2 separate regions of the Homo sapiens genome follow, and region 1 is linked to region 2. The links are chromatin contacts, found by Hi-C or POLR2A ChIA-PET in ENCODE. All regions are on one chromosome and are shown on one strand. Each heading gives the region's core, a stretch centred on a gene start or an enhancer-like site at or near the end of the contact. The rest is flanking DNA. Distances are from core to core; before and after follow the strand shown. Region 1 overlaps TMEM245 (transmembrane protein 245). Region 2 overlaps TMEM245 (transmembrane protein 245).

Region 1 (6,720 bases), core at 3,886-6,385, 33 kb before region 2:
TTACAACAGGAAACTTTAGCTAAAATAACTTACCTTTACAAACCAAGAGTGATACAGTCTGTCCCAAAGTTCTAGTACTTGCTTTTCAATTACAGCAGTATTGTTCACCTTATCTCCTAGAATTTTATGGAGCTAGAAAAAAACACAGATACGACGTGGTACAATATTTCAGGCAACAACAGAGTAAAATTAATATATGCTGGGTATTTACATTTGTTCCAAAGCAAACAAAAATGTTCCAGACTATTTATCTCTAGCCATATTACGTTCTTTCCTTAAATCTACTCCTGAGTATTCCCAGTAAATTTCCTTTCTCATGTTTTTGCTTCTATTTTCTTTGCTCTATTCTTAGGTCTCTAAGAGAGCTACCTCACGCTATCAGAGAATGGTGCAAATGAAGCCATGATTGCTGACTTATCTGATCTTACCTGTCCAGAGAAAAATCTTTCCCCTGTAATCCCAGTGACCTTCCATTATACATATGTCTCATGTTACATTTATCTCTATTATTAAGAATTACCACAGAATTTTAAGTAAAATTTTAGGATGTTGGCTATAAACACGAATCCTTCCTCTATTTGCATGCTGAGAGATGTCCGGTCTCATTTACAATTGATCAGACTGGCCCCGGGTTTGTGGAAATCAAGTACACTGAGACAACGTAACTTAGAGGAAGGCTATCATTATAAAATGTTGTCCCACTTAGTTATTATTAAAACCATATTATAATATAAAAAACAATTTTCACACTTTCAGAGGCTGAGGTGGGCAGATCGCTTGAACCCAGGAGTTTGAGATCAGCCTGAGCAACATGGCGAAACCCCATCTTTACAAAAATACAAAAAAATTACCAAGTGTGGTGGCGCATGCCTGCAGTCCCAGCTACTCAGGAGACTGAGATGAGAGGATCACCTGAGTCCAGGAGGTTGAGGCTGCAGTGAGCCGTGATCACGCCAACATGCTCCAGCCTGAGTAACAGAGTAAGACCTGGTCTCAGAAAAAAAAACAAAAACCCAAAGAATTTCTAGAAGTTTGTAGGCCCACTTCCTTAATACAATTGTTTCCATTTTTCTATTTCCTCTGCAACTTTCTGCCTATTTACATAGAGACAATTTAGAATTTTTTCTACTTCATTATAAACATTCAATCTTTAGCCTTCATCACTAACCTTCATCTTTAATACTTTTATATTAATTCATTACGTTCTGGTATTAGCTGATCATTACCCACTCTAAGGATATACAATAAATCCTTCTTTTTTTTTGAGATAGAGTCTTGCTCTGTCACCCAGGCTGAAGTGCAGTGGCGCGATCTCGACTCTCATTGCAACCTCTGCCTCCCAGGTTCGAGCAATTCTCCTGTCTCAGCCTCCTGAGTAGCTGGGATTACAGGTGTGCGCCCCCACACCCAGTTAATTTTTGTATTTTTAGTAGAGATGGGGTTTCACCATGTTGGCCAGGCTGGTCTTGAACTCCTAACCTCAAGTGATCTGCCCACCTCAGCCTCCACAAGTGCTGGGATTACAGGCATGAGCCACCACGCCCACCCATGAATCCTAATTTTTAGTGTCATGAGTAACACTGCAATGAACATCCTTTTACATAGTTTTTAAGGATATATATGGATGTTCATTGCAGGGTTACTTGTGACATAAATAAATGTACTGCAACCAAATAAAATGAGTTTTTGTTTTGTTTTTTTTGAGACAGGGTCTCACTCTGTCACCCAGGCCGGAGTGCAGTGGCATGATCATGGCTCACTGAAGCCTGGACCTCCCAGACTCAAGCGATCCTGCCACCTAAGACAGCCAAGTAGCTGGGATCACAGGCGCACTGACACCAGACAGAGCTAATTTTCTTATTTTTTGTAGAGACAAGGTCTCACTATGTTGCCCAAGCTGGTCTGGGCTCAAGTGATCCTCCTGACTCGGCCTCCCAAAGTGCTGGGATTACAGGCATGAGCCACCACACCCAGCCGAAAATGAGCATTTTAATGGCTCTTGCTATGCATTGGTAAACTGACTTCTATAATAAGAAATATACCAATTAATGCTTTCTAAAATTACATAAATGACCCAATTTCCTCAAAGCCTTATGAACTAACTGGAAAATTTTTAGGGAATTTAACAGGTGTGAAATGTAGCCATTATTTATTATTTTCTTCTTTATTAATGAAAGGAGTGACCATTTTCCCACGTTAGTTTACAACATCTATTTCCTTACTCTTTGCCTATTTGATGCTGGCCTTACAGATATGTGAACCAGTTACTAGACATATTCAATGCAAACGTATCTGTTCATATTTGTTCCTTTATATTTGATTTATTCATAAACTGAAAACTAAATATTCAATATAATAAAGCCATTTGGCCAGGCATCGTGGCTCATGCCTTGTAATCATAGCACTTTGGGAGGCCATGGTGGAAGGATTGCGTAAGCACAGGAGTTCGAGACCAGCCTGGGCAACATGGTGAAACCACGTCTCTATAAAAACAGAAAAATTGGCAGGGCATGGTGGTGCATGCCTGTAGTTCCAGCTACTCAGGAGGCTGAAGTGGTAGGATCACTTGAGCCTAGGAGGTGGAAGTTGCAGTGAGCTGAGATCACGCCACTGCACTCCAGCCTGGGCAACAGAGCAAGACTCCCTCTCCACAAAAAGAAAAAAAAAACTACACATCACTGAAACACAAGTACTGTTGGTGGTGCCTGATATGCCTCTGCATATGAGAGGCAACCAAGCATGAAGCATAGTCAGAACATCATTTGAGAGCCATCTAATTTGAGGTAAACAAGCTCATCTAATTTTTTTTTCTTTTTTTTGAGATGGAGTTTCTCCGTCTCTGAGAGTAGAGTGCAGTGGCATGATCTCGGCTCACTGCAACCTCTGCCTCCCGAGTTCAAGTGATTCTCCTGCCTCAGCCTCCTGAGTAGCTCGGATTACAGGCGTGCGCAACCACGCCTGGCTAACTTTTGTATTTTTAGTAGAGACCAGGTTTCACCATGTTGGTCAGGCTGGTCTCGAACTCTTGACCCCATGATCCGCCGCCTGCCTTGGCCTCCCAAAGTGCTTGGATTATAGGCGTGAGCCACCACGGCCAGCCTGATTCCATATATGTGTATACAGCGTATCTTCCATTATATTATTTTTTTAGATTTTGTTTTTGAATTTTCAATATGGAATCACATACTAATATATTTTTCTAGGCACAAGTCTTACTGCAACAAATCCTGTCGATTCTTACATAATCCTAATTATTTCAGTATACTAAAAGTGCAAATTACCTTTATTCCTACAGGCAAAACTAGGGAGGGAAAGAATATCCCAAATCCATATGGTGGAATCTAATCCTTAACTGTGCTGCCTTTCCTCTATCATTCATTTCCCCTTCACAAAGCTCCCTCCACTTCAGTCAAGATCATTTCCTCAAGCACACTCCTGTCTCAGCATCTCAATCATCTCTTCAAGCACACTCCTGTCTCTGCATCTTGGCTCACACAAATACCCTTCTTAAAATCCACTCTTCCTTGATCTGCCATTCCTTCAAGGTTTATCTCAAGTGCCACATCAAAAGCACTTAATCCAGTTCTGGGCACACACTGCGAGCATGCTACAGTAGAAACAAAGGATTTGAAGTTAAGCTTCAGTTTCAAACCAAGCTCTGCAATTTACTACACGACCACTGGGAACTGACTCAGCCTTGCTGAGTCTTGTTTCCTCATCTGCAAAGCAGGCAAAATAATTCATACTGCAGGCTTCTTAGAAACAGTAAAAGAAAAAAAAACAAATATTAAATGAAAATAACTGGAAACTGCCAAAGACAGTTATCAGCAGACAATAAGATTTAATATGCATTAATACCTTTTTCTCTACAAAGCCTTATTTGACTACCCAAACCAAGTGATCATTCTGTCCTAACTCACAAGTAATGAATCACATCTATCTTGAAAAAGTACATGACCAACCTCTCAGATTGTTCAGGGTACTACCCCTATTCAATGTGATCTTTCAAAAGATTTCATTGTATGTTGCTTACCTGTTTATTTAAGCCTATTTACTGCTGTGAATAGCATTTCTACTTATGTTTTATCAAAGCAACAAGCAACCACCAGTAAAGACCCTGAAAAGAGAAAGCCACAAAGAAAGTTTCTTCCCTTACCTTGTGAGTTATCCATTCTCGTCCATACTGATACACGTTGTTAGCCGCAGAATTCAGGGCTCTTTGGACTACCTGAGCCTCAGGAAGCCAACTAATGTAAAACAAAGAAAAAAATGAAAAAAGTACACTTTCTGTGTAGTGTACCAATAATGCTTTGAACTTGATATGCTTAATCCATAACAGACAGACTGTTGATCATTCACCAATACACAGATACCAAAGCATCATGAGCAGGACTTCCAGGCTTAACTGTCCTAAGTCTCTAACATTCAGGATGTCCTTTCAATCTTTCCTTAGCTTTTATTTATTTTATTTTATTTTTGAGATGGAGTTTCACTCTTCTTGCCCAGGCTGGAGTGCAATGGCACGATCTCGGCTCGGTGCAACCCTGCGACTTCCACCTCCTGGGTTCAAGTGATTCTCCTGCCTCAGCCTCCCAAGTAGCTGAGATCATAGGCACGTCACCACGCCTGGCTAATTTTGTATTTTAGTAGAGATAGGGTTTCACCATGTTAGTCAGACTGGTCTCAAACTCCTGATCTCAAGTGATCCACCTGCCTCAGCCTCCCAAAGTTCTGGGATTACAGGCATGAGCCATGGCACCAGGCCTCAATGTTTCCTTAGCTTTTAGACCCACTTTCCCCACAACCTCCCTTTCATTCTACTCTGCCTGGTTTCTCTGTTCACATGTCCTGAGTCACCTGCCTTATTCAGCACCAAAGAAAATGGTTCTGGGAGACTGGGATATTCAACATCTGGGACAGGGTTCTCAAAGTGTGGTCCACAAACCAGCAGCATCAGAACTTTTTGGAAACCTGTTAGAAATGAAAAATTGGGGGCCCAAACCTAGATCTACTGAAAAAGGAACACGACTAGGGCCCAGCAATCTGTACCTTAACAAACCCTGCAGGTGATACTGATGGCATGCTACAGTTTGAGAATCACTAATCTAAGGAAGTGAAGAAATCAGAAAGAATGCAGGAAATGAAGAAGGTGAATCATTATCCTCAAGTTGGTTATCTACTGAAGATCTTTTAAAGATAGAATTCCTGAGCAAAGTTCCAACTATGCAAGGAACTATAGCCCACAGCTTTACTTGTTGTGCAGTGAGAGGTGGCCTCCTCATTCTTCTGTTGACTAAGCAGGCTGTACCATACACCTTAATCAAGAATCCTTTACACAATCCTAATGTTTTCCACAAGAGAAAATATGTTCACGTATTATCTAAATTGTTCCTCTTAATAATATACGCTGGAGATGTTGACATTCACAAATTTAACAGTCCTCATTTCAACTATTCCAGAGTGAAGCCAAAAGGTGAAGGCAAGCAGAAGCTAGTCATTTACTTTCCTGAGGCCCCAAAATGACACATCCTACAAACCTAACACAAAAGGGTCAATTAGGTAAAGTCAAATGTGCAACATCCTCAACTCACAGCAACTTTATGTGCTGTGTATGAGAAAGATGGTCATAAAGAGAAAGTCAGTTGCCACTGACAGCCACAAAGTCATGGTGCCTAGGAAAGTGGTCTTTAACCAGAAAAAAATAAGAGATCTTTTGAATAAATTAAAAAGTAGACTATTAAACCAGTAGTGGGTTGAATCTTAAGTATTAACCAGTTTGTCCCACACTCCAAATAAAGTATCTGTGAAACTTCTTGGCAAATGCCTCAGTCCACTCAAACATTTCTCAGCAAGGCCAGCACGCTGGCTCATGCCTGTAATCCCAGCACTTTGGGAGGCCAAGGCAGGCAGATTACTTGAGGCCAAGAGTTCAAGACCAGCCTGGCCAACAAGGCAAAACCCCGTCTCTACTAAAAAATACAAAAATTAGCTGGGCATGGTTGCACAAAACTGTAGTCCCAGCTACTCAGGAGCCTGAGGCACAGGAATCACTTGAGCCCAGGAGGCAGACGTTGCAATGAGCCAAGATCATACCACTACCCTCCAGCCTGGGCAAAAGAGCAAGACTGTCTCAAAAAAAAAAAAAAAAAAAAAAAAAATTTCTCAGCAAGTAAGACAAAATTTCAAACGTTTAGAGACACAAATATAATAATTTACAGTATAAGCATATAAACAGGAAATCTGGGTCACTAAACTGAAATGTGATTCGGGAGAAATTAAGTAGCTTTTAAATTACTCTTTTATACATTCATCAGTGGCTTGAAGGGACTGCTAAATATTTTCAATTATATGGTAACTTATAATTGATATTATATTGATATATTGGTATTATATTGATATTATATATTATAATGATAACACTCTCCTGTAGTGTTATTCAAAAGTGTGAAGATGGGCAGGGCATGGTGGCTCACGCCTGTAATCCCAGCACTTTGAGAGGCCGAGGCGGGTGGATCACCTGAGGTCAGTAGTTTGTGACCAGCCTGGCCAACATGGTGAAACCCCGTCTCTACTAAAAATGAAAAAATTAGCCAGGTGTGTTGGTGTGCGCCTGTAGTCCCAGCTACTTGGGAGGCTGAGGAAGGACAATTGCTTGAACCCAGGAGGCAGAGGTTGCAGTGAGCCGAGATCATGCCATTGCATTCCAGCCTGGGCGGCAAG
Region 2 (6,936 bases), core at 115-2,614:
GAGACTGGTGTCTTAGAGAGCAGGGGTAGAAAAGTGTTTCAGGAAGACAAAAAAACAAATATGAAGACACAAAGGCAAGAAAAAGCAGAGGTGCCCTCTTCAAAGAACTCTAGGAAGTTCAATAAGACCGGAAGATAGTGTGAATGAGAAGAGCAGAGTGGCGTAAGAATGCAGAGGGAGGTTGGGACCAGGGCATAGAAGGTCTCACATTTGCTATGAGGAAGCAGCACAATTCAGTGGCTGGAAGCACAGGTGAGGAAAGAAGACTCCCCAGGTTCAAATCCCAGGTCTATTCTTACTACTTAGATGGCTATAGGCAAGTTAGTTAACGTCGAGATGTCCCAGTCTCCTCATGTGTAAAAATGAGGCTTACATAAATTCGTATCTCATTTGAGAATGAAGTGAAATAATACATATAAAATGCTGGCTGGGCACAGTGGCTCACACCTGTAATCCCAGCACTTTGGGAGGCTAAGGCAGGTAGACCACCTGAGGCCAGGAGTTCCAGACCTGCCTGGCCAACATGGTGAAACCCCGTCTCTATTAAAAATACAAAAAAATTAGCCAGGTATGGTGGCGCATGCTTGTAATCCCAGCTACTTGGGAGGCTGAGGCAGAAGAATCACTTGAACCCGGGAGGCAGAGGCTTCAGTGAGCCAAGATGGCACCACTGCACTAGCCTGGGCGACAGAGAGAGATTCCGTCTTGAAAAATAAATAAATAAAGTTTAGAACAATGCTGGGTATGTAGGAAGTACTCAATAAATGTTAGCTATCATCATCATCAATATCAATCTGTTGGCTTCGACAGTATAAACTAGAAGCAGAAGCCACTAACCCTTCTGTAGTATTTCTTTGTACCTCTCCTCCCCTTTCTACTTTATAGTATAGCCATCTATCTTCCCTTAGTAGACATTTTTAGATCTCTCCACAGAGCTAAGCAAAATATCTTGTATCTGTAGAGTAGGCACTGAAAGATTCGAGAAAAAGCTAAACCCAATCAATTAAATCTTCAAAACTGTGGCTTAAGGAATAACTCTCCAACTTGCTAATGGCACTAAAATATGCAGTAAATATGCAGTAAAGCTTAGCTACATCAATGGAAACTGCACTATTTTTCTAGTTAATACACAAATGACTCAGCACATTTTTCGAGCACCTCAGACTTCACAAAAGCATGAAAGGAGTAGCACACAGAGAAAATAAACAAAGTATTTGAAAATTATGAATATAAGATTTGGCAAACTGCTTTTATCCAACAGATCTGTATTTTAATGACTTCTGTCTCAATGATACCCTTCAGCACCTCAAAAACCACAAGGAATTGGCCTGGAATCAGAGTCCAAAAAAAAAAACAAAAAACAACAGTCCAGGCAGGGAGATGATAAACTGAACAGAACAATGCCAGGACTGAGAATCTTGGCCAAGTTGTGGTATTAGAATGGTATTGTATTTAAAAGCCACAGCTAAAAATAGGCACATAAACAAGGGAACATAATCTTGGGACTCAAGGACTAAAGAAAAAAAAGGAAAGAACATCCAAGGTTTCAGGTATCAATCTACCCAGAGACAGGGCCAGCATTAAGCAGAAGCCAAATAACAGGGATCTACACAAATCCAAACAAGCATGCTACTGACATTAGCAGCCTAGCACCAGGGGGCAGAAACTCAGAGTCCGGCACACAAGAAAGAGACCACAGGTCAGACAGTGTCTGTTAATACAACAACTCAACGATGAGCAGACTAACTTTTTTAATAAGCATGGGTAAATATACTTTAAATCCAGTCTAAATAAGGAGATACTTCTTGATCCACTCCATTCTTTTTCACAGGGATAGCAGCAGTTACCAGAAATACATCCAAACATGCTTATTGGAAGCAGGCACCGCATACCAAATAACACCTCCCCAGCCTGCAAAGTTCCCTTTGAAGAAGGCTTCTGTTTCCATTACTAATGTGGAAAATACAACTCCCTCTCAATGGCTTCTAGTATCACGTCACAAGGGCCTGGAGATGGACCAGTAGACTTTTCTCTAGGCCTGTTTAACTTGCAGTATCAGAAGTGGGGACTGGGAGGGGAGCAGTAAAACATTTGGTTTGCTCCCTTTTTCCAATTTGGGCTTGACTGAACCAAACTTGTTCACTCATATCTCATGCTATCCCAAAACAAGTAAGGCAACTATCAGGATTCATCTCTGCAAAGACATTTCTAGTCATTTACAAACAATTACCAATGCCAGGAGGAACAGCACTCAGCTGTACTTGCTGGTACTTCTCAGGCTGGGTATCCAGGCTATTATAGATATATCTGATGATTGTTTCACTAACTTTTGAAGAAATTTCTTATACTCAGAGAAAATGGCTCTCTGAGCCTAAGTTTCTTCATTTGTAAAATAAGCATAACACCAATCTCACTAGACTGCTTAAAAAAAACTAAGAGTATTTTTAAAGAGTCTAACACAGCCTTACTTATAGGAGATAACAATGCTAGTGTACCTCTTTCCTCAGACGCCAAGGGAACATACTGAACGTGGATTCCAGGTGCTATGGTTTGAGTGTTTGTGCTCCAAAACTTATGTTAAATTTAATTGCCGTTACCACAGTATTAACAGGTGGGACCTTTAAGAGGTGATTAGGCCATCAGGGCTCAGCCCTCATGGGTAGGATTAATGTCATTATAAAAGGGTGAGTTCAGCCCCAGCCATCTCTTGCTCGCCCTTGTACCACGTGATGATACAGCAAGAAGATCCTCACCAGATGCCAGCACCTTGACATTGGCCTTCTCAGCCTCCAGAACTGTGAGCCAATAAATTTCTGTTCATTGTAAGTTTCCAAGTCTGTGTTACTCTGTCACAGCAGGACAAAACAGACTAAGCCATAAGGTTTCTACTAAGTAAGGTTTCTGGGATCTAGGAGGCAAGGAAGCTAGGTCATGTAGTTGTGTTAAGTCAACAGGACCAATATGGAAAACTGAAGGAGCTGACAACTACAACTGATGCAAGAAGGATGAGTACTCAATACTTTTTCAGGATGACTGACACTTACTCAAAGAGCCTGGGGAGGGGAAAGAACGCTGGGCTTAGGGTCAAGAACCTATGTTTATTTATTTATTATCATTATTATTACTTTTAAGACAGGGTCTCACCTCTGTAGCCCAGGCTGGAGTACAGTGGCATGATTACTACTCACTGCAGCCTTGACCTCCTGGGCTCAAACAATCCTCCATCTTCAACCCTCCCAGTAGCTGGGACTATAGATGCACACTACCACACCCAGCTAATTTTTATTTTATTTTATTTTTATGTATTTATTTATTTTCTGTAGAGACAGGGTCTCACTATCTTGACCAGGCAAGGTTAGTCTTGAACTCCTGGGCTCAAGCAATCCTCCCGCCTTGGCCTCATAAAATGCTGGAATTATAGCATGAGCCATTATGCCTGGCCAAGGACCTAAGTTTAAATCTTAGCTCCACTAGTCACCTGTGTGACTGCAGGCTAGTCAGTTAATCTCTAGAAGTATCTTCATCTGTAAATGAAGATACCATCTATCTTACAAAGATTTATTTGTTTGAGTTCTGTTTTGTTTGCTTGTGGATTTAAAAAGATAGCACATTTAAAAGCACTTGAAAGTTCTTGGCTCATGACAGGCACTTAAATATTTTTCCCTTATTATCTTAAGCTTTTGGGAAATACTATGTTAGAACTTCTCAGGTCTAAGAGAAAACCACTGAGTAAGACCCTTGGGTTCAGAAGCAACCACTGAAACTAACTCAGCAATGATCCACAAGAAGAGTTTTCTGAGGCGGAGGTGGGAGCACTGCTTGAGCCCAGGAGTTAAGCTGCAGTGAGCTATGGTCACACCACCACTGCACTCCAGCCTGGGCAACAGAGCGAGTCTTAGTCTCTAAAAACAAAATAAAATAAGAATAATAAATAAATAGAAGAGTACTCTGGGTCTAGGAACCAAACTCAGGCTTTGAATTCTGATGAAATCCAGGACTAATTCTGTGAGTCTAGTGAACCACAGCACAAAACCTTCAAAGCTCAGAAGACATAGAGAAAGATACCCACACAAGTGACTGGAAAACAAGAGCAAGTGATACAACGGGACACTGGAAATGACAAGGAAAGAGCCGATGCACACACTGTTGTGGCAGTATACTAAAGCATTCCTGTACCTACCTATATTACAGTGACATCTACAGCAGGAAACTGACTGTAAGTACAAGAGAAGGGCTGTCCCATTACACACCAGATGGTTTGAGTTCTGATTCTTAAAAAGAAACGATGTTCTTAGGGGCAAGAAGAAAAAAATACTCAGAAATTTAGGAAAAAGAAACACTTAAAAGATTTATTTTATGATGAGGATTATTTAGACTAGAAGTCCAGAAAGGGATTCTAGATCAATAATCACCTATCTTGACACAGGTTGAAATGAAAGTTAAACAAAATAAATAAAACCAAGATTTCCAAATCTGTACTCAACATTTATTCTGTGTGTCTGTGATTTCCTTCCTTGTCATAGCCTGTAATACAAATAACAGCAATCTGGCTTGCATATCAGCACATCACTACTCTAAGTTTATGGCTAGTATTCATAATCGACCATGGTCTTCTTTTTCCCCTTGCTCAAAAATTGGTCTTAGAAGTCTTATTACCCTTACAGTTTTCTAGGCTGCTGTCATGAGATGACTAGAATTTACACCGTAGAGAAAACCCAACCACAACCTTTGGTTTAGACTTGCATTACTTATATTCTTATAACAATTACTTACTTGGCCCTGGACAAAAGCAGTCAAAAGGGGAAACCATTCTGGCATAAGAGGTAAAGGGTAAGCAGAACTGTCTGAGTCACTTGCCATTAGGTGAAAGAAAACAAAGGAGATAAAACTAACCAGAAAAACAAGTCGAAACTGCCAAGCTTTCTACAGCAGTTGCCAAAACAGGAAATTTACTTCCACTAGTCAGATATATAACCACAGAGTCTAACAGATTATAACCAGGAAGACAGGCTGAACAAAGAAAACTTAGACACCAAAATATAAAATAAAATAAAATAAAATCTTCCCTATTTTCCACTGTCAGAGAGATATATAGTTATGGTTACTTTGTTTCAGGAATTTTAAAATTCTAAATATATATTTACAAATAAAAATATGGCTTACAATTGTTAGATATTACTCATTTATCAAATAAAATAATAAAAAGCAAATTAATTTTTAAAAACTTTTACAAGGTACCTGTACAAATACACCAGAGTACCACAAACAGCCTCATGATGAGAATAAAATGAAGATGTTAAAAATAATGCTCTATAAGTGTATTCATTGACACAGAAAGTTCCTCATGACATAATTAAGTTTAAAATGTGGGTTACAAAACAGAATGTTCACTGTGATCTAGTTTTTTTGTGTTTTTAAAAGCCTAAAGGCAAAACAACTATTAGTTAACATTTTGGTATAATCTGTAGACAGTGAGATTTTGAGTGATTTTTAGTTTCTTCCTTTTGTTTCTCTGTATTTCCTAACTTTACTGCAACACACATATTATCTGAGAAATTAATTCTTTTTAAAACATACTGCAGCTAGTAATCTGCTCTTGGAGTTTATTATCGCCATCAGAAAGAAGCAAGGAGTAAAGTATTGGTCAACTGTAGAAGCTTTGTGTTCAGATTTACCTCTCCAGTCACAGCTGCTTCCACACGGCTGGGTAACCAGAAGTCTGATCTGATGATTTGAGGACCACTACTATATCCTGACAACCTCCCCACTTACAACTCATTAGAGACCTCTACCTTTAACAAACTATTTGCAGATATAGGTCACTCACAGCCAGGGTACCTCAAAATAATCTTTAAAAGCACATGGTCTATTCAACTTTGTACTAGAAATTCCAACCAGAGCAATCAGGCAAGAAAAATAAATTACAGGCATGCAAATTAGAAAGGAAGAAGTCAAACTATCCCTATTGCAGATGACTGAACTTACATATGCAGAATCCTAAAGAATATACCAAAGAAACTACTGAAGCTAATAAATTCAGCAAAGCTGCAGGACACAAGATCAACAAGCAAAAAATCTGTTGTATTTCTACCCAGCAGCAATAAACCATCCAAAAGGAAAATTAAGAAAACAATTCCACATGATAGTATCAAAAAGAATAAGGAATAAATTAAAGGTCTAAGACATATACAAAGAAAACTACAAAACACTGCTGACTCCCATGTTTGTTGCAGCACTGTTCACAATAGCCAAAATTTGGAAGAAACCTAAATGTCCATCAACAGATAAATGGAAAAAGAACATGTGGTACTTATACACAATGGAGTACTATTCCGCCAAAAAAAAAGAATGAGATCCTGTCATTTGCAATAACATGGATGGAACTGCAGGCCATATAAGCTAAGTGAGACAAACTAGGCACAGAAAGACAAACACCTCATGTTCTCACTTATTTGTGGGATCTAAAAATCAAAACAATTGAACTCAGAGATAGAGAGCAGAAGGATGGTTACCAGAGGCTGGGAAGGATAGTGAGAGGGTACGGGGAAGCTGGAAGTGGTTATTAATAGGTACCAAAAAGTTTAAAAAAATGGACAGGGCGTGGTGGCTCATGCCTGTAATCTCAGCACTTTGGGAGGCCAAGGCAGGCGGACCACCAGAGATCAGGAGTTCGAGACCAGCCTGGCCAACATGGTGAAACCCCATCTCTACAACAATACAAATATTAGCCAGGCATGATGGCGGGTGCCTGGAATCCCAGCTACTCGGGAGGCTGGGGCAGAAGAATCACTTGAACCCAGGAGGTGGAGGCTGCAGTGAGCTGAGATCATGCCACTGCACTCCAGCCCGGCCAACAGAACGAGACTCCATCTCAAAAACAGAAAAAAAAAATTAAAAAGAGTAAGACCTAGTATTTGATAGCATAACAGGGTGACT

What was found. Hi-C counts contacts between places; a loop is a spot of excess contacts on that map. ChIA-PET counts read pairs that join two places held with the same protein, here RNA polymerase II (POLR2A). Pooled maps may share reads with other maps.
Region 1: a map of PC-9 shows a loop between it and region 2 (5-fold over the local background). The contact joins two enhancer-like sites. A Hi-C loop is called at or near these places in 4 of 168 maps with a recorded cell type or tissue (CD8-positive, alpha-beta T cell, PC-9, heart left ventricle and 1 more) and 1 of 50 pooled maps. POLR2A ChIA-PET finds 5 or more read pairs at or near these places in 6 of 52 experiments (A673, AG04450, BJ and 3 more).

What each region holds. Positions count from the first base shown.
Region 1 is chr9:109,060,321-109,067,040 of GRCh38, forward strand. TMEM245 (transmembrane protein 245) reads right to left here. Exons shown (of 18, transcript NM_032012.4): 10 at 4,157-4,247; 11 at 34-132. Among named protein-coding and RNA genes, the nearest start is that of MIR32, 17 kb to the left of the region's middle. Within about 2 kb of position 5,136, at least 2 of the 41 ENCODE cell types and tissues checked have a DNase peak (open chromatin) inside an H3K27ac peak, as active enhancers do; they include PC-9, where a contact is called at or near this core.
Region 2 is chr9:109,097,212-109,104,147 of GRCh38, forward strand. All of the region lies in intron 3 of TMEM245 (transmembrane protein 245), which reads right to left. Among named protein-coding and RNA genes, the nearest start is that of TMEM245, 19 kb to the right of the region's middle. Within about 2 kb of position 1,365, at least 15 of the 41 ENCODE cell types and tissues checked have a DNase peak (open chromatin) inside an H3K27ac peak, as active enhancers do; they include PC-9, where a contact is called at or near this core.